2 separate regions of the Homo sapiens genome follow, and region 2 is linked to region 1. A link is an interaction called in ENCODE POLR2A ChIA-PET data of the cell type or tissue named here. Cell type or tissue: PC-9. All regions are shown on one strand. Links, peaks and the distances in the headings refer to the core of each region. The heading gives the core; the rest is flanking DNA.

Evidence for each region. Peaks named below come from ENCODE experiments on the same cell type or tissue, not always from the same donor. Only the 100,000 strongest peaks of a DNase experiment are listed, where the experiment ranks them.
Region 2: POLR2A ChIA-PET joins it to region 1 with 11 read pairs; 8 of 35 experiments call an interaction of 5 or more read pairs at or near these places.

The regions. Positions count from the first base shown.
Region 1 is chr3:184,741,288-184,752,441 of GRCh38, forward strand. No RefSeq gene overlaps it. Among named protein-coding and RNA genes, the nearest start is that of LINC02069, 26 kb to the right of the region's middle. RefSeq lists an enhancer at 4,882-5,383. In PC-9, for the core only: CTCF peaks have their summits at 7,443 (motif pointing left) and 7,646; no DNase peak of the experiment used is centred there.
Region 2 is chr3:184,679,129-184,694,780 of GRCh38, forward strand. No RefSeq gene overlaps it. Among named protein-coding and RNA genes, the nearest start is that of MAGEF1, 25 kb to the right of the region's middle. RefSeq lists enhancers at 1-30, 10,828-11,328, 11,329-11,829. In PC-9, for the core only: no CTCF peak of the experiment used is centred there; a DNase peak (open chromatin) is centred at 9,643; H3K27me3 peaks cover 857 bases.

The DNA.
Region 1 (11,154 bases), core at 3,155-11,154:
AAGAAGCAGAGGCCTCTTTGGTGGAGGAATCCCGGCAGGCCGGCAAGTCCCAACAGGCCGATGTTGGGCTGCTGCAGGCAGACAGTGAGTCACCTGGGTCCCCGCTGCTTACAGGACAGAGCCAGAATAATGACAATAATAATAGAGGTCCACGGTGCTGTTATTAACGCCCACCTTTCCTCCCAGGACCATGTCTCCTTTATCCATCTGACAGCCCTTGGGGCAGGGAGGGGCCGAGGGCCCAAGAGATTTTGTTGCCCTGTCTTAAATAGGGGGGAAACTGAGGCTAAAGTTGTTTCCCACTGAACTGCTAGTCCTGAGAATAGGACTCTGCCTCCTAATGTCCCCGATGCCAGGAAAGTTCTGCAGCCCCACAGTTAGTGGTCTCCTCACTGACAAAGCTCTAGGCTCAGGGAGCAAAGAGCCCACATTTCTGGATTTCTCACACTCTGTCCTCTAACCCTTACTTACAACAACAGCTCTAGGGACTAGTTATGATTATTATCCTCATTTGATGGATGAGGAACTTGAAGTTCAGAGAGGCTAGGTAAATTCCCAAGGTCATGCAGCAAAGGAGAAGCAGACCCAAGACGTGAAGCCAGGTTGGTTTGACTGTGCTCTCTCACTCAGGGTCCTGTAATCCAGGATCTAGAGTTTCCAAGTGTGGCTTCCTAGGCCTTTTGGGCCTGCTCTTCTTCCATTGCCTTCCCCACCTGGGCTCCCTCTATCTCAAGATTAGGGTTCCTCCCAGGGCCCCCTGGAGGCCAGCTTTCATTTTCATCTTGAGCAGCCGTGGAAAATTAAGGACTCAACCACTTTAATTTTGGGGTCTTAGTAATTATCTGACACCACCCACTCAACTCTACCCACTAGTTATTACAATAATAACAATAATAATTTAGAGAAGCGATGGCAATGATCACAGCGTTTACAGAATCCGGGACTGGGCGGAGATAGATATAGCCTCACACTTCCTTTTTCTATCAGTGTGGTACTAGTTTTGGGAGTAAGGACTGTTGGAGTCTAGTCAGTTCTGGCAAGGATGCCATATATCACATGACTGAATGTGCCCCTAAATGCCTGTGTACCTTCATTTCCCCCTCTGTAAAATGTGGGAAAAAGTCTTGCAAGACGATGTGCTTTCAGCTTCCTGAAATAAAGTCATGATAAGCAACCTTTTCTTTTTCGCCACCCTATAGTCACTATTTACAATGACCCAGGAGTCTGATGCCTAAATGATACATTATCTTCATGCTCCAGTCTCCCACTGTCTGACTGCCCGGCTCTTCTTTGACGAGAGATCTCACCGATTGCGGCCCTTGGCCTTAGGAAGGGTGATGGGCTGGGCTGGAGGCCTGGGCTGAGCTCTTGGGTGCAGGGGGAGCCTCAGCTTTTCCAGCCCTCATCCTCAACGGCTGCCTCTGCCAAGGCCCTGGAGCTACAGAAAGCAAGACCAGTGCCTGAGTGCAATAAATGCTTTTATTAGTCCTTTTATTAATGACGGTTGGTATTTGTTGAGAAGCTGGGACAATAGTTATTCCAGTAAGAGGATATTAAGCTCCCTCAAACAGGCCCTGTATATCTAACAGGCTCTGGCCCCCAGCCTCCCCTGACGCAGCTCTGTTACACTGCAGCACACCCCTGGCCTCCCAGCAACTCCAAGAAGGGAGAGGAGGGATGGGGGAGGTAGGGATAATCTGGTGTCATTAAACACACAGGCCTTTGTGGAGGTTACCGTACACCAACAGCAGGAAGCTTTTTCTTCCTTCTGAGAGCATAGGGAGCCTATGTGATTTTGTTTTTTTTTTGTTTGTTTTGGTTTTTTTGTTTTTTGCTACCCCTGTGCTCCTGGCTATTTTACCTCCAGAGCTGCTGGTGATAAGTTGGTAAAGGAGGACCTCCTTAAACCATTTGTTAAACCATTTGAGACTGTTCCTAGTACTTGTTTTAAGCTATTTTACATGATTTTTAATGTAATAAACACATTTATAATACTATGTGGTGGCAATGTTCTGAGTGCTTTTCAAATACTAATTTATTTAATACTCATAACGTCTCAATGAAGTAGGCACTATACTTATCCTTATTTTATAAATGAGGAAATGAGGCCCAGAGAGGTTAAGTGACTTGCCCAAGGTCACACAGCTGATAAGTAACAGAGTTAAGGTCTAGAGACGCAGTTGTCTCTAGAGTCTATGCTTTTTATCCGAAATTTCAAAACTGAGTCTGAAAAGAACTGGGAAATATTGCCTAAATTCACAAGCTTTATTGCTTTACCAAAAGGAATTAGATATTCTCATGTAGGGGATGGTATAATAAATTATAATAGAGTTCCCCCAGAATCAGAGCATCTCTGAGATGAAAGCGTCCTTGAAGGTCATCAGATCTAATCCTCTGACGAATACAAGAATACTCTCTGCAGCATCCCTGATACGTGATCCTTCAGCTTTTGGCTGAATATCTCTAGTGTCAGGGAGCTCATTACCTAATCCAGCAGACCATCCCAACTTCGGGCTGTTCTCACTGTTAGAAAAGAAAGCTCTTGGCCGGGCGCAGTGGCTCAAGCCTGTAATCCCAGCACTTTGGGAGGCCGAGGTGGGCTGATCACGAGGTCAAGAGATCGAGACCATCCTGGCCAACATGGTGAAACCCTGTCTCTACTAAAAATACAAAAATTAGCTGGGCATGGTGGCGTGCTGTCTGTAGTCCCAGCTACTCAGGAGGCTGAGACAGGAGAATTGCTTGAACCTGGGAGGCAGAGGTTGCAGTGAGCCAAGATCATGCCACTGCACTCCAGCCTGGTGACAGAGCGAGACTCTGTCAAAAAGCAAGCAAGCAAGCAAGCAAGCAAGAAAGAAAGAAAGAAAGAAAGAAAGAGAAAGAAAGCTCTTTTCTTTCTCCAGCTGGACTGAAATTTAGCTCCCTTTAACTTAAATGGACCAGCTTTGTCTTCCAGAATTGGGTGGGCAGCAGGGCAGGGGAAGCCTTATCCCTTTTGTATAGGGCAGTCCATAAAGTGCTGAAAAATAATTTTTTTTTTTTCAGACGGAGTCTCTCTCTGTCACCCAAGCTGGAGTACAGTGGTGTGATCTTGGCTTACTGCAACCTCTGCCTCCCGGGTCCAAGTGTTTCTCCTGCCTCAGCCTCCCGAGTAGCTGGGACTACAGGTGCTCACCACCACGCCCAGCTAATTTTTGTATTTTTAGTAGAGACGGAGTTTCACCATGTTGGCCAGGCTGGTCTGGAACTCCTGACCTCAAGTGATCCACCTGCCTCAGCCTCCCAGAGTGTTGGGATTATAGGCATGAGCAACTGTGACTGGCCTGAAAAATAGCTTTCATGTCTCCCTTAAATCTTTTTTTCTCTTCTGGCTTAAACTTCCTTAGTTCTTTCATGGCCATGGTCTTCATTTGTTTTTTTAATTTCCAGATTCTCAGATTCTCCATCTCCCTGTTTCCACCTCTCTCTGAAGCACCAGAGCTCATCAGTGTTCATTTTAAAGCGATGTAGGGGCCGGGTGCGGTGGCTCACGCCTGTAATCCTAGCACTTTGGGAGGCCAAGGCAGGTGGATTGCCTGAGTTCAGGAGTTCAAGAACAGCCTGGGCAACACAGTGAAACCCCGTCTCTAATAAAATACAAAAAATTAGCCGGGCGTGGCGGTGTGCGCCTGTAGTCCCAGCTACTCGGGAGGCTGAGGCAGGAGAATTGCTTGAACCCGGGAGGCGGAGGTTGCACTGAGCTGAGATCGTGCCACTGCACTCCACCCTGGGCGACAGAGCGAGACTCTGTCTCCAAAAAATAAAAAAATAGAGTGATATAGGAATGAAACACGGCACATCAGGTGTGGTCCTGCAATGCTGAGTGCAGGATCATCACCTCCCTTATCTCCCTTGTTCATATTCTACATTTCCAATGATGCAGCCTAAACTTGCCTTAGGTTTTTTGACTCTTGACTCACAATGAGTTTGCAATCAATGTGTAGCACTTTTAGCTTCTTTTTCCAAATTCTGAATTTGTACAGCTGTGCTGGGTTTTTTTGTTTGTTTTTTAAGCCCAAGGGTGGGACTTCACATTTACTGCTGATAAATTTCATCTTGTTAAATTCAGTTCCTTGTTGTAACCTATCAAGGCGGACATGGAACCTTATTCTGTTACCCTATTTTATGATTTCCTACTTGATTTTGTATCATCTGAAATTTTGATAAATATGCCACCTGTGTTCCCATTCAGGTAGTCACTAATTGTTTTTAAAGCTGGATAGGAAAATTTTCCGAGGTTGGGTTTATGGAGGAAGATGAGGCCAAGCGAGAGTGACTCTGAAGGAAAGATTTCTGTTTGGATGGATCTGAGTGACGACGAGCGCTGTGCACCTCTGGGGGTGTGAGCGGCTGGGTAACCAGGTAAAGTCTCCCATGGCATCATGCCTGCGTCAGAGCCTGTGACCCATGACGAGGCCGGAAGGCAAATACTGATAGCGCCCAGTTCATAGAGCTGATTGTTTCCTATATCCTCTGCTGACAAGTGTTGAGGGTGTGAAATAGAGGATATCATAAAATAGAAGCAAGGCCCATTGTGAGGCGACAAACAGGACTTTCAGATCAGAAAAAGCCAGGTGCTTGCTGTCAGCATCAAGACCTCCAGAAGTAAAAAAGAAGACATTCTTGGAGCAAAAGTAGAATGGACAAAAAAAGTGCTTTAGCACACTGCTTGGAGTTTGAAAACATTTTTCTCCACTTAAACAACCCTTCTGTCATTCCTTAGAGGTCATACCTGAAAGCCAAAGAATCAGGCTGAGGCCACATCATTGGGGTTGACAGCAGGGGTTCTCAGTTTATCCCCAGGGGTACTGGAAATGAATTGAATGTTGCAATCTTGCTACCGCGGGGCCTGTAAAGCACTCAGCCCACTCCCCACCCCGAGCACCCAGGGAGAATATTTTTAGCTGTCTTTGTAATACCCACGCAAATTGTTCTCCTCCTTGTCCACTTCAACCCAGTCTCTTATTTTCTAGTTCCCACCCCTTCTTCACGCCACCTCCCCATTCCACCCCCCAGGCCAGGAGTCTGGAATGCTATGGTGTTCCAGGCCCCTGAGTCAGGTGCAGCTGCAGGGACCAAGGTAGGTTTTGGCACCTGGGGAGAGGGGCAATTCTTGATGGCTGAGACTAATGGGATTTCCAAGACAGTCATGAAGCAGAGATAGAACCAGTGCCCAAGTCTAGGTAGGACAAGCCAGGAAGGATGTACTGGAGAGCGCCTGGGGCCAAGAGGGAGCCCGTATCTGGGGCAGAACAGAGCCATGGACACTGAACGGATGAGCAGGCAGTGCCTTGTGCGCAGCTCTTCTGGCCACAGGCAGGGCATGCGTCTAGGGCATAAGGGCCAGGCCAGGGGAGAATGTCCTCAGCTGTATGACTCCCTGGCTCCACACTCTGGCCTTGATGCAACTTCAGATTCTCCTACTCCAGTAATGCACTGGAACCTGCTTTGTCGATTTGCTGAACTCGATGCACACACCTACTCTCAACTCAGTAGGTTCTTCCCTCCCTTCAAAGGGCCTGTGATCATGGTAAGAGACATTCCTGCCACCTACCTTAGCCCATTGGTGCCCCACTAGGGGGACCACCTCACCCGGCCTCCCTGCTTGGCTGGGGCAGGGGCTGCTGGACACTTAACTCGGCATCAGGCACCATGCCCATTGAGACCTGAGCTCAGACAAACAGAAGGAGGCCAGCCTCCAAAGGATGGAAACCACTTATCTGCACAGAGCCAACATTTCCATTAATTTAGTACACTGAGACCTTTTTTCAGTGAAGTATTTAAAAAGAAGATGAGGCCGGGTGCGGTGGTTCATGCCTGTAATCCCAGCCCTTTGGGAAGCTGAGGCGGTTGGATCACCTGAGGTCAGGAGTTCAAGATCAGCCTGGCCAACATGGTGAAACCCCGTCTCTACTAAAAATATAAAAATTAGCTGGGCGTGGCTGTGCATGCTTATAATCCCAGCTACTCTAGAGGCTGAGGCAGGAGAATTGCTTGAACCTGGGAGGCGGAGGTTGCAGTGAGGGGAGATTGCGCCACTACACTCCAGCCTAGGTGGCAGAGTGACACTTGGTCTCAAAAAAAAGAGAAAGTGAATAGAATCTGTTTTTTGGCTGTGTACGTTAAGGAGGCACACAAGCAAACTCCTAAGGTTTGTCTGATTGAATATTTCACTTTACAGTGTATCTTCAGGTCACACCAATCCAGTCTCTGGCAGACCACTGGTGTTACAAGGCCATAGGCCTTATTTTAAATTATTATTATTTTCTATTATTAAGCAAATTCTTATTTAATAATAGAAGCAAATAAGTGGTCTGATTCTTTCAGGCCTAGGCTTGTGAGCCTGTGTTAATTTGCATGGTTGAGTTATTCATGCTGTATTACAATCTAGTCTATCAATTTCTTTTTTTTTTTTTTCAAGACAAAGTTTTGCTCTTGTCGCCCAGGCTGGAGTGCAATGGCACGATCTCGGCTCACTGTAACTCTGCCTCCCAGGTTCAAGTGATTCTTCTGCCTCAGCCTCCCGAGTAGCTGGGACTATAGGCACGTGCCACCACTCCCGGCTAATTTTGTATTTTTAGTAGAGATGGGGTTTCACCATGTTGGCCAGGTTGGTCTCAAACTTCTGACCTCAGGTGATCCACCCGCCTCAGCCTCTCAAAGTGCTGGGATTACAGGCTTGAGCCACCATGGCTGATCTAGTCTATCAATTTCCTACACATTTTCCCCTCCAGATTGTCATTAATACAGAGTAAATTAAAACTCTAAACCCGGGGGTGGGGAAAGGGGGTTAGAATGGGATTTGAGAACTGAAGGATGATCTCTCTACATCTTGCCCCAGTGTCCTGGACCCCAAGAATAGAAGAAAGCAGACATTGCCGCTCACCACTCACTGTTCTCAACTCTAGAAGGAGAGGAAAATGGGAAGATAGCACAGATAAACACACCAACTCCACCCAAATGACTCAAGTGAAGGCGCGTCTCAGAGTCTTGTGTTTTTCTGAAACTCAAGGCCTGCACAAGGAGGAGAGCTGTCCAGCTGCCTGTGCTCGAATGGGAACTTCATAAATCTCCAGAAAGCCCCTGACCCCTTCTCTTTTCACTCTGGCTCTATTTCCTTCTTTGCTGAGGTCCCCATTTGTCAAAGCAGAAGGGAATTACATCAGTCAGTTTTGAATCAGTCAAAACAGAAGTAAGTGGACAGCCTTCTTTGGAAAGGAAGAAACAGTGGTGGGATTTTTTTTCTAACCACCCTCGACTTATTAGGCAGCACAAAGCATGCTAGAGAAGGGTAGCCAGGAGTGTAAAGTACATGAAGCGGCAGCAATATGAACACTGGATGGAAAAGGGGCTGGGTAGGAAAGCAAGGGCTGGGACTCAGCCTCATGGTTCTCCCTCTCCCCCTGCAGGTGAGAAGAGACAAGTTGAGAGTCAGAAACAGCAGCTTAGGGATGCGCAGGTGTGAATATGTGTGGCTGCTGGGGTGCACATGCACACACTGATGCAAGTAGTAAGTACTGTGTGAGCAAAATTGGCTTCAACAGAAAGGAGTCCAGGGTAAGAAAGAAAAGGTGGATGAAGTAGAACCAGAAAATACGCTGGGGCCAGGAGCAGTGGCTCATGCCTGTAGTCCCAGCACTTTGGCAGGCTGAGGCGGGAGGACAGCTTGAGCCCAGGAGTTTAAGACCAGCCTGGGCAACAAAATGAGATCCCTATCTCTACAAAAAATAAAAAAATTAGCTGGACATGGTAGCATGTGCCTGTGTTCCCTGCTATTTGGGAGGCTGAGGCAGGAGGATTGCTTGAATCCAGGAGATTGAGGCTGCAGTGAGCTGTGTGATCATGCCACTACACTCCAGCCTGGGCAACACAGAGAGACCCTGTCTCAAAAAAAAAAAAAAGAAAAGAAAAAGAAAAAGGAAAGAAAGAGAGAGAGAGAGAGAGAAAGGAATAAAGAAAAAGGAAGAGAGAAAGAAAGAAAAAATAAGGAGAGGGAGAGAAAGAAAGAAGAAGGAGGGCAGAAAGGAAAAAGAAGGAAAGAGAAAGAAGGAAAGAAAGAAGGAAAGAAAAGAAAGAAAGAAGAAAGGAAGAAAAGAAAAAGAGAAAGAAGGAAAAAGAAAAAGAAAGAAAAAAGACAGAAAGAAAAAGATATTCTGGGCAGTAATAATGATAATGATAACAATAACCATTAAGGAAAATAATTGATGAACATATGCTGCATCCATTCATTCTATATATACAGCATGTTCTAGATGCTGAGGAAATGGCAGGAAATAAAGTGTCTGCCTTCGTGGAGCTTATGTTCAGGTGTAATATATGTCAGGCATGTTACACACATTATTGCATTTATGGACCATATGAAGTGATTTCTATTATCCCCATCCTTAAAATGGTGAAACCGAGGCACAAAGAATATTCAATAACTTGGTTGAGTCTCACAGACACAACCGAGTAGCGGAGCCAAGATTTGACCCAAGTCTGCCGGACCCCAGAGCCCTTGCCTCTGACCCCTCTAGCGGGACACATCACCCCTCGCTGGCAGGAGCACACGGATGGTGCCTGTTCGGGCGTTCAAAGGGACAGACACTCTACCAAGACCACAGAGGTGTCCTAGAGCAGGGGGCATGTCGCAGAGGACCAAGACGTCCCACTTTCTCTGTGATTCGAGCATGTGGGCCAACTCCTGTAACAGAGGGGTTCTGCATCTCTCTCATCTTTCTCTCATTCTTCTCTCTGTATTTTTTTCATGTCCTGAGCTAAAGCCCCACTTGTCCTGCCTTAGTTATTAGAACTTGTTAGAAAGACCATTCTCCCTCCTGGAACCTCCGTCTATCCGTCTGTTAAAAAGCAGGATTGGATTAGTTGGTGTCTGAAATCTCTTCTGGCTCTAGAATTCTGTTATTATGGGGAAAATTCCATTTTGGTATTTCCTCCCCTCCCCTGACCAGGTGCCTCTTCTGGAGAGAATCCTCAGCTCAGCGGATGTTCCGAAAGAGGTGAATGCCCAGGGGAGCCTTTCCCACACTGGTTCTAAGGATTCCCTTGCAAGGATCCTCTGATTTTCTATGGGACCTTTCCTTTTGGGAAACAAGAGTCCTTGAGAGCCTGCAGCTCCAGAGAGAAGCAAGCCTGGGCTTGGCCTCTGGATGCAGAGGAGGGGCTGAAGTTGGGGGAGAGGCTGCTGCCGGTCAGGATGGAGCTAGTCCAGGCGCTTGCCTGTCCTCTTGGACGTACAGAGCTGGGGCAGTCCCAGAATAGTTCTAGAAAAAATGAGCCTGGGAGAAGTGGAAGGCAGTTGGGGCCAATCGGAGGCCCCAAAGTCAGCACCCAGGAAAGCAGGTACAGTTCAGGCTGCATGGAGGGTGGGTGGGGGGCACTCTGGGAGGATCCAGCGAAAACATCTGAGAGAGAAGGGACATGTTACCAAATGGTAACGTGCTACTCATCAAGGTGAGACGGGTCCCAGCTTTTCACCTTAACCCTGGCTCGCTTTGCATTGCCTCGTGGCCCTTCTGGCTGGTCAACCGTGCTAATGTGAGCTTTGTCAACTGGGAAGGTGACGCGGCCTCGTGTGATCCAGGCCGGCCCCGTGGCTAAATGCAGCCAGGGTCCCTGATAAGCTTAGGCAACTTATTAAGTTACACAGGAAAAGTCGAGATGGAATATTAATTCTGCACACCTCTTCTCTCTGCCCGGGGAACCTGCCTTCCTGGGTTTTGGTTTTCAAAGGCTGAAATAGATATGGAGATTTCGCACTTAATTAAAGGAGAAGTGTGCTCAATTCAAGTCTTTTCAAAACCATTTTGGTTCTGAGCTCAGTGGAGCCAGTGGAGACCCAGTCACCATCTGGCATGAAAGGTGTTAACTCGGAGTCTCCGGTCAACTCTAGACATCAGATCCAGAAACAAAGAGAATTAATTTCGGAGGCCCCCTCAGATGCCCCTCCTCTCCAGCCTGTAAGTTGAGAGCCTCTGTATTGACTTGCTAGGTATTAAAAAATTAGGTCTGAGAGGTCACCTGCGATGCAGAAGACCAGGTGCCAGAGCTCACCCAACAGGCCAGGATTATCTTATCAGCTAGGCTGATAAAACTCATGAAAGTCTGGCCATAAGGAACAAATATTTATAAGCCCAGCACTTTTCGGTCCACAGCAGATTAGGCACAAAGTGTGAGCAAGAGCAGAGGGGGGCTGCTTCCTGATCTGAAACTCCCGGGGTTCGTCCTGTCTCATTAAGGAGAATGCATGTTTGAAAGCTGAACTGTTTAGGGGACACTCTCTCCTCTATCACATGACTGCATGCCAGCCTGGTGAGGAGGAAACTATCTTTACCTCCATTTTACAGTTGAGGACACTGAGGTTCAGGGAGGTCAAGTGACTTGCCCATTCGCTCAGCTAGGAAGTGGAAGTTGAACACAAGTATTCTGACTCCAGGCCTGTGTGCTTTCCACAGGCCGGTGGTGGCCTGGACTGGATCTCACTTGACTGTCCTGTAAGTCAGCAGCTCCCCAGAAGGCCCCTTCATTGCCCTAGTCCCAGGGTCACAGGTCCAGCTCCCTTGGCAGAGGAGGCAGGACAGTATCTCATGAAGAGATAAAAAGAGTGACCCTCTCAGCTGGGCGTGGTGGCTCATGCCTATAATCCCAGCACTTTGGGAGTCCAAGGCGGGTGGATCACTTGAGGTCAGGAGTTCGAGACCAGCCTGGCCAACATTGGTGAAACCCTGTCTCTACTAAAAATACAAAAATCAGCCAGGTGTGGTGGTGAGCGCCTGCAGTCCCAGCTACCCTGGAGGCTGAGGCACGAGAATGGCTTGAGCCCGGGAGGCGGAGGTTGCAGTGAGTCAAGATCATGCCATTGCACTCCAGCCTGGGAGACAGAGCGAGACACCGTCTAAAAAAAACAAAAGAGTGACCTCTCCAGGGATGGTTGAGGGAAGCTGTAAGATAGCCCTGCCCCCAATGACAGGCAAACCTGGAGTCTATTCCTGGAGTTTGCAGTTGATTCCTTTGGGCCTCCAATTCTTTCCTCTGTATTTATTCTCCCTGGGAGAGGAGATTAAATGCAAATGTATTTGGATGAATGGCCTGTGGTGCCTAGGAGGCCTACTGATTGGC
Region 2 (15,652 bases), core at 4,752-12,751, 61 kb before region 1:
CTCTCGACAGGAAGCTGTCAGGCACAGCTGGCTCGCCGGGCCAGCTCCCTTACCGCCAGGGAGGCGGGCTGCCGTCCCCGAGCCCGGCTCGCTGAAACCCAACCCCTCTTTCCAGCTGCAGCTCGAAAGAGCCCCTGGCCAGCCTTCCCCAGGGACCCTGCAGCCTGCAGATCTCACGGTCAGGGAATTTTCCCTGCGCAGTGTTCCAAGTCAGCCAAGCCTCCAGAACAAAGGGCAGAGAGACAGAGACCGGCCTCTTCCTATCCCCCCATAAGTGGCAAGAAAGACCCAGCCCACAGAGGCTGCTCCCCTGATGTGGGGGAAGGGTATACCCAGAGGACAAAGACCATCCTTCCTGGGAGGCCTGTGCCTCGGGAAGCACTCCCCGGAGGAGCCAGGACCAGATAGATTTGCAGCAGCCCCCATTTCTTCCACCCCAGGGAGGAAAGTGACCTGTACTGGCCCTGACATCCCAAGGGCCACGGGTGTCAGGAGGCCTGTGTCAGAGTCAGGTGCTGCACAGAAGGGGATTGTTGCTGATTAGTGCGGAGGCACACATTCCAGAACGCAGTGATTCCTTTCCCTGGGGAAAATGCAATTTACAAAAGAAAAATGGGCCGGGCGCAGTGGCTCACACCTGTAATCCCAGCACTCTGGAAGGCGGATCACAAGGTCAGGAGATCGAGACCATCCTGGCTAACACAGTGAAACCCCATCTCTACTAAAAAATACAAAAAATTAGCCGGGCGTGGTGGCGGGCCCCTGTAGTCCCAGCTACTCGGGAGGCTGAGGCAGGAGAATGACGTGAATCCGGGAGACAGAGCTTGCAGTGAGCCGAGATGATCGCGCCACTGCACTCCAGCCTGGGCGACAGAGCGAGACTCCGTCTCAAAAAAAAAAAAAAAAAAAAAAAAAAATGGGACTTTTTTGTTGTGGTCCCTAAGAACAGACTGTTCCTCAAACTCAGATAATAAACTGCTGTCAAGCAGCAGCCCTGGTAACATGTAATAGAGTGGAGAGAAACCCGCAACCAGCATTGGTTCAAGCTCTGATATCATCACTAACTAGCTATGTGGCTGGTCTAGCTCTAGGGACACCCCAAAGCCATTGTGGCCAGGACAGAATATATTATAACTAACTTCTCTGAGCCTCATTTTTTCTCATCTGTAAGATGGGACTAGTATTGTTTACCAGGCCTACTTCCTTCATTTAGCAAACATTAAGTACCAACTGTGTGCCAGGCACTAAGTCTGTTGCTGGAAGCTGAGAAATAACAGGATTCCCCACCCCAGGTCACATTAACTAATGGGTATAAAGGTGCTTGGAAAACTGAAATGCTGAAATAAATAGATAAGGACCAGCTGTAATGATCTCATTAACTTTCTGGGAATGAGGCTGCTAAAGTGATTTTTAAAGTTCTTAAAAACAGTTAAGTAAGCCAGACCTGTCTCTGTAATCTGGCCTGCACTATTTATTTGCTTAGCAAACCATTTCTTCATAGATAGTGCAAAAGGAAAGACTTCAGACCAGCCCGAGGCAGAATTTATCCCAAATTCAGAGTGAGTGGGGTCTGAATTAATTAGGTCTTTCTGTAGCTTAATGTATAAACCTGGGCTCAGGAAATTTGGCCTTTAAAGCAGGTGCCCTTTCAAATGAGTGGGTTTCATGTGACTGTTTTAACTTCAGCTTCATTACCCTTTATGGGCTGCAGGAGTGGTGGGGGGAGCAGGCAGGAGGGATCTGGTGTGAGTCTGCTTCCGTGAATGGGGAGCCAAAGGAACCGTAAAACAGCCCCTGGGTCCTCAACAGCCTTCTCCCAACCAGGGCCTGCCAAGGTGACCTGCCTACCTCCCCATGGAGGTAAATTCATACTTACAGTCCCCGTCTGGGGTCTCCTCCAGTCTCAGGTGAGGGCAAGGGCCAAGGCTCCCAGTCCTACTTGTGGGGCTGGTCATCTGCTGGGGTTTCCTCCTTCGATCTCTCATTGTCCTTGAACTTCTTGTTCTAGCTCCTTGGCAGCCTCCAAACTCCACAGCGTGAGAGCGCTGTGCCAGGATACTCTCTCACTCAAGAACCCGCGGTTATTCCCTACTGCCTGAAAGTCCTCAGCCCCCACCACCTGCTCTTATTATCTGCTCAAGATGCTCCAGGTCACCCGTCCCTTTAGACAGTCCAATATGGCAGCCACCAACCACCCATGACTATGGAGCACTTGTGGCCAATCCCAATTGAGATGTGCTGTAAGATATACACCCAGATAATGAAGATTCAGCATGAAAAAAGTAATGTAGGCTGGGCGCGGTGGCTCACACCTGTAATCACAGCACTTTGGGAGGCCAAGGTGGGTGGATCACCTGAGGTCAGGAGTTTGAGGCCAGCCTGGCCAACATGGTGAAACCCCATCTCTACTAAAAATACAAAAATTAGCTGGGCATGATGGCAGGCGCCTGTGATCCCAGCTACTCGGGAGACTGAGGCAGGAGAATCACTTGAACACCTGGGAGGCAGAGGTTGCAGTGAGCCAAGATCATGCCACTGCACTCCAGCCTGAGTAAGACTCTATCTCAAAAAAAAAAAAAAAAAAAGAAATGTAAACTATCTCATTAGTAATGCTTATAATTTTTATATTGATTACATGTTAAAATAATATGGATATATTTGATTAAATAGAATATATTATTAAAATGAATTTCCCCTGTTTCTTTTTACATTTTAAATGTGGCTACTAGAATGTGTGAAATTACCCATGTGGCTCCCATGTTGGCTTGCAGTAATGTCTACCAGCCAGCCTGCTCTGGAGCACCATGCAGTGAAAGTACCTGGGCTGGGTTGTGGGCAGATTTCCCTTTCGGTGCTATTTGGTATGTAACCTTTCCAAACCTCTATTTCCTTTTGTTCCAAATGGGATTAAAAGTACCTGCTTCAGATGATTACTAGGAGAAAGAGATAAGCCAACAGCTGTGAAATCTACTAGCAGAGAGCAGTTAACTCAATACGTGTTGGTTTCCTTCCTTGTCCTTTCCAAATCACATTTCAAAACACTTTTTAGAGCACTGGTTCTCCTTGGATGCACCCAGAAATCACCTGGGAAGTTTTCTATTAAAAAACAACAAAAAAACACAACAAACAAACAACAACAACAACAACAAAATATATATATATATGCCCAGGCCTGGACTCCATTCTTTTTCTGTTTGTTTGTTTGTTTTTTGAGAGGGAGTCTGTCTCTGTTGCCCAGGCTGGAGTGTAGTGGTGCGATCTCAGCTCACTGCAACCTCCACCTCCAGGGTTCAAGCAATTCTCCTGTCTCAGCCTCCCAAATAGCTGGGACTACAGGTGCACACCACCATGCCCAGCTAATTTTTGTATTTTTAGAAAGATGGGGTTTCACCATATTGGTCAGGCTGGTCTTGAACTCCTGACTTAAGGTGATCCACTCGTCTCGGCCTCCCAAAGTGCTGGGATTACAGGCGTGAGTGGACTCTTTTTTTTTTTTTTTTGAGACAAAGTTTTGCTCATGTTGCGCAGGCTGTAGTGCAATGGCGTGATCTTGGCTCACTGCAACCTCCACCTCCTGGGTTCAAGCAATTCTCCTGCCTCAGTCTTCTGAGTAGTCAGGATTACAGGCATGCACCACTATGCCTGGCTAATTGTGTATTTTTAGTAGAGACATGGTTTCTCCATGTTGGTCAGGCTTGTCTCGAACTCCCGACCTCAGGTGATGCGCCCGCCTTGGCCTCCCGAAGGGATTACAGGCGTGAGCCACTGCGCCCAGCCGGACTCCATTCTTAATCGGAGTCAGGGTGAGTTTAATTGGTCAGGTTGGGACCTGGGCATCAGCATAGTTTAAAGGGCTCCAGGTAATCTAATGCATAGCAAGGGTTGAGAATTCCTGCGCCAGAAGAACCAGTTGCTCCTTCACCCCTCAATGCTCTGACCCTGTGCTTTATATGCTGTCCCTTTAGCATTTTACATGTGTTTTGTGCTACTTTAATGATAACCAACTTTCCTGAATGCCTACCTGGACACCTTTCCTGAACATCTGGCACTTTACGTATAGTATCTTTAATCCTTATCACAACTCGGCGAGGTAAATTAGATTAACCCCATTCTGCAGATGAAGAAGCTGAGGCTTAGAAAGGTTAAAGTAACTTACTTGTTAAATCAGTGGAGGGGAGCCAGGAGGAAGCACTCAACCCCCCGGCAAGCCTGACTCCAGCCATTGCTCCCTAGACTATGCTGCCTTTGCTTTCAGTGATTCAGTCACAAGAATCTACACGTCCAGGGGTAGGGTGCTTTCTTCCTGTTTGCAACAGTTCTCAAATGAGGCATTCAGCAGCCCCTTGATAAATACTGACTAAACCTCAGAGTACCTGAGTTGTTTTTTGTTTGTTTGTTTGTTTGTTTTGAGATGGAGTTTCGCTCTGTTGCCCAGGTTGGGCGTACAGCATACAGGCTGGAGTGCAGTAGCATGATCTCGGCTCACTGCAACCTCCACCTCCTGGCTTCAAGCTATTCTCCTGCCTCAGCCTCCCGAGTAGCTGAGATTACAGGTGGGCACCATCACACCCAACTAATTTTTGTTTTGTTTTTTTTTTTTTGAGACAGAGTTTCGCTCTTGTTGCCTAGGCTGGAGTGCAATGGCACGATCTCAGCTCACCACAACCTCCGCCTCCTGGGTTTGAGCCATTCTCCTGCTTCAGCCTCCTGAGTAGCTGGGATTACAGGCATGCACCACCATGCCCAGCTAATTTTGTATTTTTAGGAGAGACGGGGGTTTCTCCATGTTGCTCAGGCTGGTCTCGAACTCCTGACCTCAGGTGATCCACCCGCCCTGGCCTCCCAAAGTGCTGGGATTACAGGTGTGCCGCCACCTCCATCCCAGAGTACCTGTTTGAGAGTATCCAAAAGCAGGCTGAGAGGCTGGAGAGCTAGCCTCGGGGCCCATAAGGATTCGGGTCTGTGCTGCGCTCTGCTGTGCGCCGAGCAGTTTCAGAGCCAGGGGAGTTTCAGGGCTGCCCTCCGCAGGCAGGCCTCTAACAAGGACAGGACAGCTCTGAAAAGGACAGTGGGCGAATGAGAGAGGCTCCTTGGATTCTAATGTATCATTCTCCCACACTCAGTCTCTCTTAGCAACTCTCTGACCCAGGAACACTATTGAGAGCACAGGTCCTTCATGGTCAAGAAGGCAAGAGACCTGACTCTGGTGGCTCCTGGGTGGGTGGCAGGTGCCCTAACCCTACCCTACTAGTGCCTCCACCACCTGCAGGTCCCCTCCCCAATCTGCCACCACCAAGGGCTGCCTGGATTTTTTGGACCAGCTCTGAGTCCATGTAATTGCTTTGTTTTCAAAATAGGTGGTGTGTTAAAGGCTTGACTAAACGGGATTCAGTTTTTCTACTTTTGTAAGACTTCAAATACAAATGTTCTTAAGTCAGAGGTGCCTCCACCCACATGATGGACTCACCTGCAGCCATTCAGAAGGAGGACGGGCAAACCGCACAGTGGCACGGAAAGACAAGGATGATGGCCGCGAAGTGGGGGCAGCATCCGATCCACATTCTAAAAGTAGCATAATCACCATTACTAAACACTAAAAAAAGGAAAATAAAGAGGTAGGAGAGCGGGGGAGGAATACATGAGAATGTTCCCAGCAGTTGTGATATGATGGTGAAATCACACGTAATTCTATTTCTTTTATTTGCCAAATTTTCTGTAATGTGTCTATAGGACTTAAATAAAGGGAAAGAAAAATTCCTTTGGGGGTAATCCATCCCAACAAAAACCATCGAATCTGACCCGCACTCCTTCATCTTCTGTCTCCTCCACACCTTCCTAGAAGAGGACAGGAACAGAGGTGGGAGGCTCTGTGAGCCCGCTGGAAAGGCCACCAGGCCCTGCTCTGGGGTGGTGACTCGGTCAGATTTTCCCACACCCAGTCTGGCAGTGGAAGACAGAAGGGCTGTATCCTCACTCCAACTGTGCTCCAGGAACAGGGTCCTTTCGGTCCCATGGACAGGTCCCTGTCATTCTGCAGGGAGCAGGAGGGGAAGTGGGAGACCACTGCAGCAGGTGTACTTTCCCCTAATGGGGCTCCTAGTGCCTCCCCTGGGTTCAGAGCCCAGCTCTGGAGCAAGCCAACCTTGACCCTTTTCCCAGCCGGGTGCAAAGGCAGCCCTATGGTCTTTGGTGCCTGCAGGGCTGATAGGTGTCCAGAACTGTGGTCACTGAGAGTCAACAACTTTCCCTTTTCTCTGAGGCTCTCTCCTCTTCCCGGCGTGGTGGGAGGCCCCACCCAGAAGATAGCCTTGCCCACCCTGGCATTTTAGGTTGGTCCCCAGATAAAGCAGGCAGTGGGTGGAGTGGTCATGAGCTTTGGACCCAATCAGACCCTGGTTCAAATCTCATCCAGTTTTGCCACTTACTAAATGAACAACCTCAGGAAAATTAAATGCAGTCAGAGCCTCATCTGGAAAATGACATAATGACTCCTGTCTCACAGGGCTGTGATTTGGGTCAAGGGAGAGAAAATGGACATAAAGCACCTTGAACAGCCTCGACACACAATAGCTGTTATTGGTGCCTCTGTCTTCCTGGCCCCTCCTAAGCCAGGCTCTTGGGGCTGGGGGAGGACCCTGGACTTGACTTTAGGGATTGGCCTCTTTTAATGCTCTGCTCTCACGGCTGAGTGTGGGGGGCTGGGGCTGGGAAAGCCATGTGACTTCAGGCTGGCTATTTAGCCATTTCTTTGTGTCTCTTTGGCTCTGAAGGGGTGAGGTAATCCCTCAGAAGTGCATTCTTCCTGGGGAGAGAATGTCGCTGTTTCTTAGGGGGTTATAATCACTGTCCTTGCTGGAGGTTGAATGAGGACAGTGAGGGGGCTGACCTTGCCCCCTCCCCACCTTCCAGCCCCGGCCACGCCCCACCATAGGATCTCAGAGTTAGGGGACAGACTCCAGTCTCCAGTCTAGAAGGCTCTGGGAGTGTTTCCCTGAACAACATACACAAGCGTTGGAGGTATTTCTGAGGGACAGTGGCTGCTTTTATAAACTCACAGCAATATAATAATCATAAGTATTATGTGGCCCCTCAGTTTGGAAAGTACTTTCTCGTACCTCATCTACTCCTCTCTACAACAACCTTGTGGGTGACGTTATTATCTCCATTTCACAAATGAGGCCACAGAGGTTCTAAAGGGTAAATGACGATGATGATGAGAGGTAAGTGATAAAACAATGTCTCCTGACCACAAATCCTGGAATTTAAACATAAGTGTAGTAAACATGAACTCTAGGAAGCCTCCTGGGGCTTCTCCCTGTGTCTGGAGCCCCTGCACATGCCCAAAGGAAGTCCTTTTGGTTCTCCGTTCAGTAGAGAAAGGGAGCAATTCACTAAAAGGGAGGTGGGGAAACAAGACTGGTGGTAGGGGAGGCTGGGCTCAGTGGCTCACGCCTGTAATCCCAGCACTTTGGGAGGCTGAGGCAGGCAGATCACCTGAGGTCAGGAGTTAGAGACCAGCCTGCCCAACATGGTGAAACCCTGTCTCTATTGAAAATACAAAACCAGCCAGGCATGGTGGGACTACCTGTAATCCCAGCTACTTGGGAGGCTGAGGCAGGAGAATCACTTGAACCCGGGAGGTGGAGGCTGCAGTGAGCTGAGATCGCACCACTGCACTCCAGCCTGGGCAACAGAGTGAGACTCCATCTCAAAAAAAAAAAAAAAAAAAAAAAAAAAGAGGCCGGGTGCAGTGGCTCACCCCTGTAATCTCAGCACTTTGGGAGGCTGAGGCAGGCAGATCACCTGAGGTCGGGAGTTCGAGACCAGCCTGCCCAAGATGGCGAAAACCCATCTCTACGAAAAATACAAAAAAAATTAGCCTGGCCTGGTGGTGGGCACCTGTAATCCCAGCTACTCAGGAGGCTGAGGAAGGAGAATTGCTTGAACCCAGGAAGCGGAGGCTGCAGTGAGCTGAGATCGCGCCACTGCACTCGTAGTGGGTAATCTTCCCCGGGTATTGGGTAAGAGATTAACAGGCTGAGAAGGCAGATGCCTCAATGTCAAAGGTGGTGTTTTGAGAGTACGGAGGATTAGCTGGTGCCACATCTGGGGCCTCTTAGGTGGCTGCCCAGCAGAATATGACCTAGTCCTTCCCACAACCCAGCCTCAACCCTCGGGAAAGAGAACCAAGGTTCCTGCTGTTGTGTCCCTTCTGATGCATCCCGGCCATGGGAGAAGAGAAACCTCTGAAAAGGCTTTCCAGGGTGCAAGACCCCCGCAGTGTTCAGAGGGGCAGGAAAGGAACTCCCTCTCCTGACTTGAGTCTGGGTCAAATGTCCATGTGGCCTACTTCCTAGAACGGGAGGGATGGATGGGGCGGGTTTGCGGAGACCAGGAGAAGGTTGCTGGCAGCCAGCCCAGGCTCCATTTCCCTGCCCTGGGAGGGTGTGGTGGCCCAGGACCCCACAGCCTGTGGGGCCCAAACCCAGTGACAAAGACATGCTTTGAGTCCCTCTGACTTCCAGATTGCTATGGGGAATGGGGAGGAGGGGAGGGAGGAAGGAAAGGGCATCCATCCCAGACTGAGTATCCTGAAGCCGGCCATGACTTCGGTTTTGCCACTGCCTGTCCCCCTGCCTTTGTGGCCGGTTGTGTGGTGGTGCTATTTTCAGCATGAGCAGTAGTAGCGCGCAAGTGTCGTTCTGCGCAGTCAGCCAACTTCCTGATGTGAAACCCTAGCCGGAGGTCTCCCGGGCCCCTCCCCGGGCGCGCGGGCAGGCAGGCCCTCAGACTAGTTCCTGGAAACTTTATAGCCCCTCTCTCTGCACTACTCAGTTCCTCTCTCAGGGATTGCTCAAATAGTAAAATAAAACATTATAGTAACAGTGAGCATTTATTGATCGCCTACTATAGGCCAGGCACTGGGCGAGGCGTTTCATTGATATTATCTCATTAGTTACCACCTTGCCTTGCTTGTTCTGTATCCTGCTTGAGAAAGAGGTATAGTGTGTGGAGAGCAGGCATGTCATTTCTAGCTCATTAAATTTGTTGCTGATGGATTGGTCTTCAAAAAGCCATCATTTTTATGGAAAAAGTAGATTTCACTTACATCGTTCTGCTTTGCAGGAAAACCTCCAGAAAGTTCAGTTTGAGCCAGGCCCATAGCCGCCTGTGTCCACATCAGGCATGACCTCAACAGTCATGTCACCCATAATTCACAAGCATCTTTCTGGTCCCAGCTGTTCTTCTCATCAAGGAGGCTGTATTTTAGATGTCTGTTTCTCCAGTCTTTCTCTCTCTTGCTCAACAACTGAGGCCTTTCTTGCCAGAATTGGAGGAGCTGAGGTTCTGGGTCCAGCTATGGACTGGTGGGACATGGGGTCGGGGGAGGGCTTAGCAAACCTTCTCTCCCAGCCACTGGGGCCCTGGGCCACTGCCCCTGCAGGAGCTGCCAGGAGAGTGGAAGGATCTTGGAGGAGGGCTGTTGGTGTAGGTGGGAATGGAGAACATTCCTCCAGCTGGTGGCAGGAGCTGGCTAGCCAGAGGCCTTTTTCACGGCCCAATGCAGTGCAGCTCTTGTGTGTATGAGCTTTGTGAGATTTAGATCACTCTGTATTAGCCACAGGGTATTGGAGGTCACATCAAAGGTTAGAAAGCTGTGGAAAGAGTTCTTTCCCCGTGACTCACACTCCCCAAAAACGTAAATCTCTGAGAGGAGCCAGCTTGCTTTATAGAGCTGGCAGGAGAAAGGGGACAGCAAGAACTACTGGAGAGTTTTTCTAAAGAAACCTCTGGAAGGTCGGACAAAGGAATTTTTATTGAGGAGAGGAGCCAGAGGGGAAAGATGCTCTGGGACCAGATAGATGGATGGGGTTGGGCATTGGGGTGGGGGCAGCAACAGCGCTTCAGTTGCTCCTGGCCTGGAAGGACTAGACCGCCGCATCACACAACTCCAAGAGGTATCCTGGCTTGTGCAGTGCACGACCTGTGCAGCCACACGTGGCAGCCTTGTCTTTCCTTGGTCCCTCCTGGATGGATTTGGTGGAGCCTCCTTCATGGGTTCCTATAGAATCCTCCAGAGGGTCATAGCTTAAAATTATCCACGTGCTTGTCTGCACCCATTTCTGGCCACTTCATAGTTACATCTTTGAGGACAGAGGCCATGTCTTCTAAGATTTTGCTTTCTAGCCTGGCGCATAGTATATGCTTAAGAAACATTTGTGGAATGAATAAATAAACATTGTTAAGAGAATTCTAACATTTAGAAACGGGTACGGCTAAGACCAAGCATTGGGAACGAGAAAGAGCTTTGATTTCTTTAAAGAAAAAGTATGATCCAAAAACATCAACTCCTTAAAGATCCAACCACTACCTTTAGGAAGCTCCCCAATAAAATTCTGTTCATTTAGTCCCTCCATTTCTCAAGCATTTACCAGCCCCTCTGTCAGGCACCAGCTGGGGTTCCTTTAAGATGCCCACAGCCCTGATGGGGCAACAGACATGCGCTTCTGCTACCTGCTGCCAGAATGAAGCGGTCACAACTGCCTGGAAGGCCTGTGGGAGACATGCGGGGCACTACAGGGCGCTGGAAAGGGAGCCGCTCACTCACTTTGCCAGAGAAACAGGCTTCGTGGAGGAGGTAACAGGCAGGGGCTTGGAGGGAAAGCACCTTCGGCTTTGCTCCTGTCTAGGTTTTGGCTTTTTAAAAAAATTTATCTTTGTTTATTTATTTTGAGACGGAGTCTCACTCTGTCACCCAGGCTGAAGTGCGATGGCGCAATCTCGGCTCACTGCAACCTCTGCCTCCCAAGTTCAAGCGATTCTCCCGCCTCAGCCTCCCGAGTAGCTGGGATCAGAGGTGCACGCCACAATGCCTGGCTAATTTTTTGTATTTTTAGTAGAGACGGGGTTTCACCATGTTGGCCAGGCTGGTCTCAAACTACTGACCTCAGGTGATCCACCTGCCTTGGCCTCCCAAAGTGCTGGGATTACAGGTGTGAGCCACTGCACCTGGCCCAGGTTTTGGCTCTCTTGAGCACAGAGAGGGTAAGTGTGTACTCTAAGGTCACAGAGCTCATAAGTACATCTTAAAACCCCGTTCCTCAGCTCCACATCCTGTGACATACCACTGACTTGCTTTCTGTGCTCGAGCCCAGGCCTGGAGAAGCCCCCTCCTCCTCCCGGAGCAGTGAAGGAAGGTGATGTGAGAGGAGGGCCCCGCAGCAGCTGTGGATTTTATTCCTGGGCCAACCCGGGGACTTGCCTAGGCCTCTCTTCATGTTGGCCCCATCGACGGTGCAGCTCCTCCCGCCTCTCTTAACACTCTGGTGCTGCGCTGCCTCGCTTCGCAGATCATGTGCTCCCTGCTTGGTTCCTCAGCCCTGACCTGTATCACAATTCCTCACAGCGCCTTGACACCCTCTGTCACCTGGGTGCTGCCCTTTTCCTGGCTACCCCGGCTGGTGTGCCAGCCTCCAGGCCTTCATAGGGGACTGGGGACTTCGGCTCCTCCAGGTCTGGGCACAGCTCACTCCACTGAGCCTCTCACCCAGGCCCGAGCCCAAACAGGGCTCCTGCCACCAGCTGCCAGCCTTCCCAGCCAGTCTCCTCTGCCCGGGCTCTAGGCATTGCCTCTTCCCTGGGCTCACCAGTGGTGACACTGCCCATTCCTGCCCACTGGACTGCAATATCAGAATACTTTCCCCTCCAGCAATGTGGCTCAGGAGAGAGGACATGGGCTCCAGAGTCAACTCTGTCATCTGCCAGCTCTCAGAGTTCCTTAACGTCCCTGAGCCTTACGGTTCTCATCTGTGAAATGGGAGTGACACCTCTTTCAGAGAAACACAGGCATCGCGGTGCGATACACGCCCGGCTCTGCACCTCATACCCAGCTTCTAAGGACAGCGGGAGCTGACAGCAGCTCCTGCTTCCAAATGCTTCTCACGATCATTATCAGTCTTGTTCTACCCTGAGGTGAGCAGAGAAAACTTCATTGTACCCATTTGACATCGAGGAGATTTGGGCTCAGAAAGAGTAAGTGACTTGCCTAAGGTCACCCTGCTCGTCAGGAGAGGGCTGGGTGGGAACCCCAGCATTGTGATTCTGCATTCTGTGGCCCCAGAATAAATTGTTCCCACTCTCTCCTCTACAGTCAGGGCTCCCCTGCCTTATTGTGAGACCCCTGCCGCCTGCCCTATGCTCAGAATGCCAGTGTGAAGGGGCATCATTCTGGCTCTTTCCATGGTCTCAAGCAGACCCTTTAGGTGGAGAAGGGTGAGAAGAACCCTCCAGATAGGTCATGGGGTGGCTGGGGCTCCAAAAGCCCCCTTTGAGACCACACTTCCTCTCTGTGGCCCACTGGGGACTGCCGAAGGCAGCACCCGGAGCCCCGGGAAGGAGGAAGCTTCGGGTTGCGAGTCACGCCTTATGCCCCCGAGTCAGCCCAGACTCTGCTCCACCAGTGCCCCAGCCCCTGGCCAGAGCAGCCCCGTGGCCTGTTGGCAGCTGCTGCCCAGCCCCCATCTGCGGGCTGCCAGGGCTGGCAGCCTCACGGCCACGCTGCACAACTCCGCGCCTCTCCTCCTCAGTTTATTCCTTCCAGACACACAGTTGCTGCTTTTTATTTGGATTGCTTTTCTGTGTTATGGTATTTGGGTTGTTTTTCCAATCCCTCCCCCAACCCCTGCCTTTCCCCCATGGCAGGATTCCTAAGAAGACTCGTTTTTGGAGAGCGCTGCAAGCACATCTGCTCTCTGACTGCAGCATTCCGGGAGGGCCCTGTCAGGGGGCTCAGGTCTCGGGAAGCCAGGACACGCTGGGCAGGGGGGGCCGGCGGGCAGGGTGCAGGGCCCCTGGCAGTCAGGGCCTGTGGTGGGCACACTCACTGAGGCAGGCAGTGCTGGGCCTGGGGGCCTGTGGCTGCTGCCAAAGTCCTGGAGCCGCAGCTCACCAACTCCCTGGCCCCATTGGCTGTGGCTGCTGGCTCTCAGCTCAGACACGAGTAGGCCAGACTTGGGGTGAAAGAGAAACCAGGAGCCTTTTACAACACCCTGGACTTCGGGCTCCCTTTGGTGAGCAGATCTGAGGGGTGGGGTCCTGTGTGTGGTAGGTGTTGGAGTCCGCATGGGTGTACCCTTATGTGTACTAGAAAAAGTGTGGTGGCTGTATGGAGGTTCAAAAGCCACGGGACTTGGGTTCCATTCCTGACTTTCCCACCAACTGGCTGTGTGAACGTGGGCAAGTTGCTGTGAAGCAGGGATAACAGCATGCCCCCCAACTCCACTGTGAGGGTAAACAAGTTAATACGTGAAAATACTTCCTGGCACATAGTAAGTGCTCAATAAATGTTTTAGCTGTTATTATTATATATGCATTGGGATGTGTGTGGAATTATTAGATTCGGGGTGGTGCTCTTGGACTTTGGAGTGTGAGCACTGCTCCCCAGCTTGCTAAAAGTGCTGGCTTCTGGGCCTCACCGCAGAGATTGTTTCAGCAGATCTTGGGAGAGCTCAGGAATTTACATTTTAATCCAGAGGCCTTGGCGATATTGACATGTTGGTCCAGAGTCTGATCTGGAGTCATCTGAGGTGTCTGAATGAGTAGAGCCTTGGGAAGGCTTGGGGTGTGTGTGTGTGTGTGTGTGTGTGTGTGTGTGTGTCTGTGTATTGGTGGCAGGGGCTGCAGGGGTGTGAGAAGGATTGGATTATTTCCTAGGCTCTGGTAAATCACTCAGAACTGCTTTGCAAATGGAGCTGGAGACCCAGTGAAGGAGTGGAGTGGAATGAGGCGGCTCCAGGCAGGAGTCACCCCAGGCAGAGCCTTGGGTCTCTAGGAAGGAACGAAGACTGCTGGGGTTTTCAGCAGGGGACTGACACAGTCCAACTGAATGGTTTGGGTTGGAGCTGCCTGGTTTACAGCCTAAGGCACAGCAGATGGCAAGGAGGGTATAAAATTGCAATTAGCTCAAGGCCACAATGGCAGAAGGGTCTATGGCCTGAGAGCAGGAGCGGCAGCAGGATCTGGAGGAAGAGAGGATCTCCCAGATTGAGCAGCTGTGCCCACCCCCTTCACTTCTGAGTTAATGAGGCCAGAGCATCCAAGCCAGGGCCCGGTCTCCGTGAGCCCATCGCTCCAGCAGCCCAGCCAGGATCGCTTAAGATAAGAATCTTGTAAACTCACCCACTCAAGTGCTTATAGTCTCTTGATTCATTTTCTTCTACTTTCTCTCTCAGCAAAGATGTTTTAGAGAAACTCTTCGTTTTCACTGAGCTAAAAAAAGAAGGAGGTGGACCCTCCTAAGGCTAGAGAGAGAGCTGGTCGCCTGTTCCAGGAAGGAGACTGGGGGACCAGCTGTGGCCTGATGGTGTGAGGCCTCCCTTCCAGGAGTAGGCCAGTGGGGGCAGCCGGGAAGGCCTGGTTCTCCCAGCAGGGGTCTCCTTTCAGATGCTAGATTGTATGTGTATGTAAGTGTATGTGAAGGGTGTGTGTGTGTGTGTGTGTGTGTGCATTCACACAGCAACAAGATATTTACTGAGTGTGGATTATGTGCCAGACACTGTTCTAGATGCTAGGGATACACCTGTGAACAGAATGAAGATCCGTGCACTCGAGGAATGTGAGGTCGATGGGAATTTCGTGTCCGGAGGGGATGGGTAAGTGCTGTGTGTATGAGTCCACGGTGCACACACAGGCGAGGAATGGAGAATAACACATACGTGCCCAGGCAGACCTGGGTCAGGAAACATCTGCCATTCTCCAGGCATGTGATCTTGGGCAAAATATTTTCTGAGCCTTGGTTTTCCATAAAATGGGAAAATAATCTCTTTCTCTCACAACTGTTGTGAGACTAAATATGCAAATGCTTGGAAAGCTCTAAGCAAAATACCTGATACATGATAGTTGCCAAACGATGTTTTTTCTTCATGTTTCCTATGGAGTTGGTGGAGCTGTTTCTGCATGTATATACCAAGTATGTGTTTGTGTCTGGGTGGGGTGTCCCATGTGTCTGAGAGGTCTAAATGTGTGGGTTCTCCCCAGGTGATAATCTCCTCCCCCCAGGATGTGCCTTGTGCTGTAGAGATATCTCAGGTCTCACTAAAGGTGGCATTCATTGCCTGTTCCATTCTGAGCAAGGAGGCCCACTAATAGAGAGAAAAGGTCATTCAGTCTGGAATCCTAGGAGTTGGCCCGTTAAAGCCTTGGCTTAGGTCTGTCATGAGTCTCTCCAGCTGCAGCGTGACTCTCGCTTGCAGTTCTGTTTGTAGTGCACACAAAGAATCCTCAGCCACCCCTTGCTGACACCCACCTACACCAACTTGCAGCTTTTCTTTCCCAATTCTGTGACATCTTGGCCATGCTGCTCCCTGCTGAGACCCTCCCAGAATCCCCCAGGTCACTTGTAAAAGTGGATCTAGAAGGTAAACCCAGGACCAGCCCTCAACAGGCAACTGTGGGAGCAGAACTGCATTGTTTAGTGATCCGCTTAGGACTCCCACCATTCTTGCTTCCTCCTGCAGAGTGAGAAGAGAGGTGAGTCCCGTTCCCGCTCTCCCTGCTCTAGACTGTCTCCCAAGGAGAAAGCCCATGATTTTGGTTATGTTCTCTAAAAAGGTGACTCAGAGTGTCTACTCCCAGCCTCACTGTCCCTCCTCCG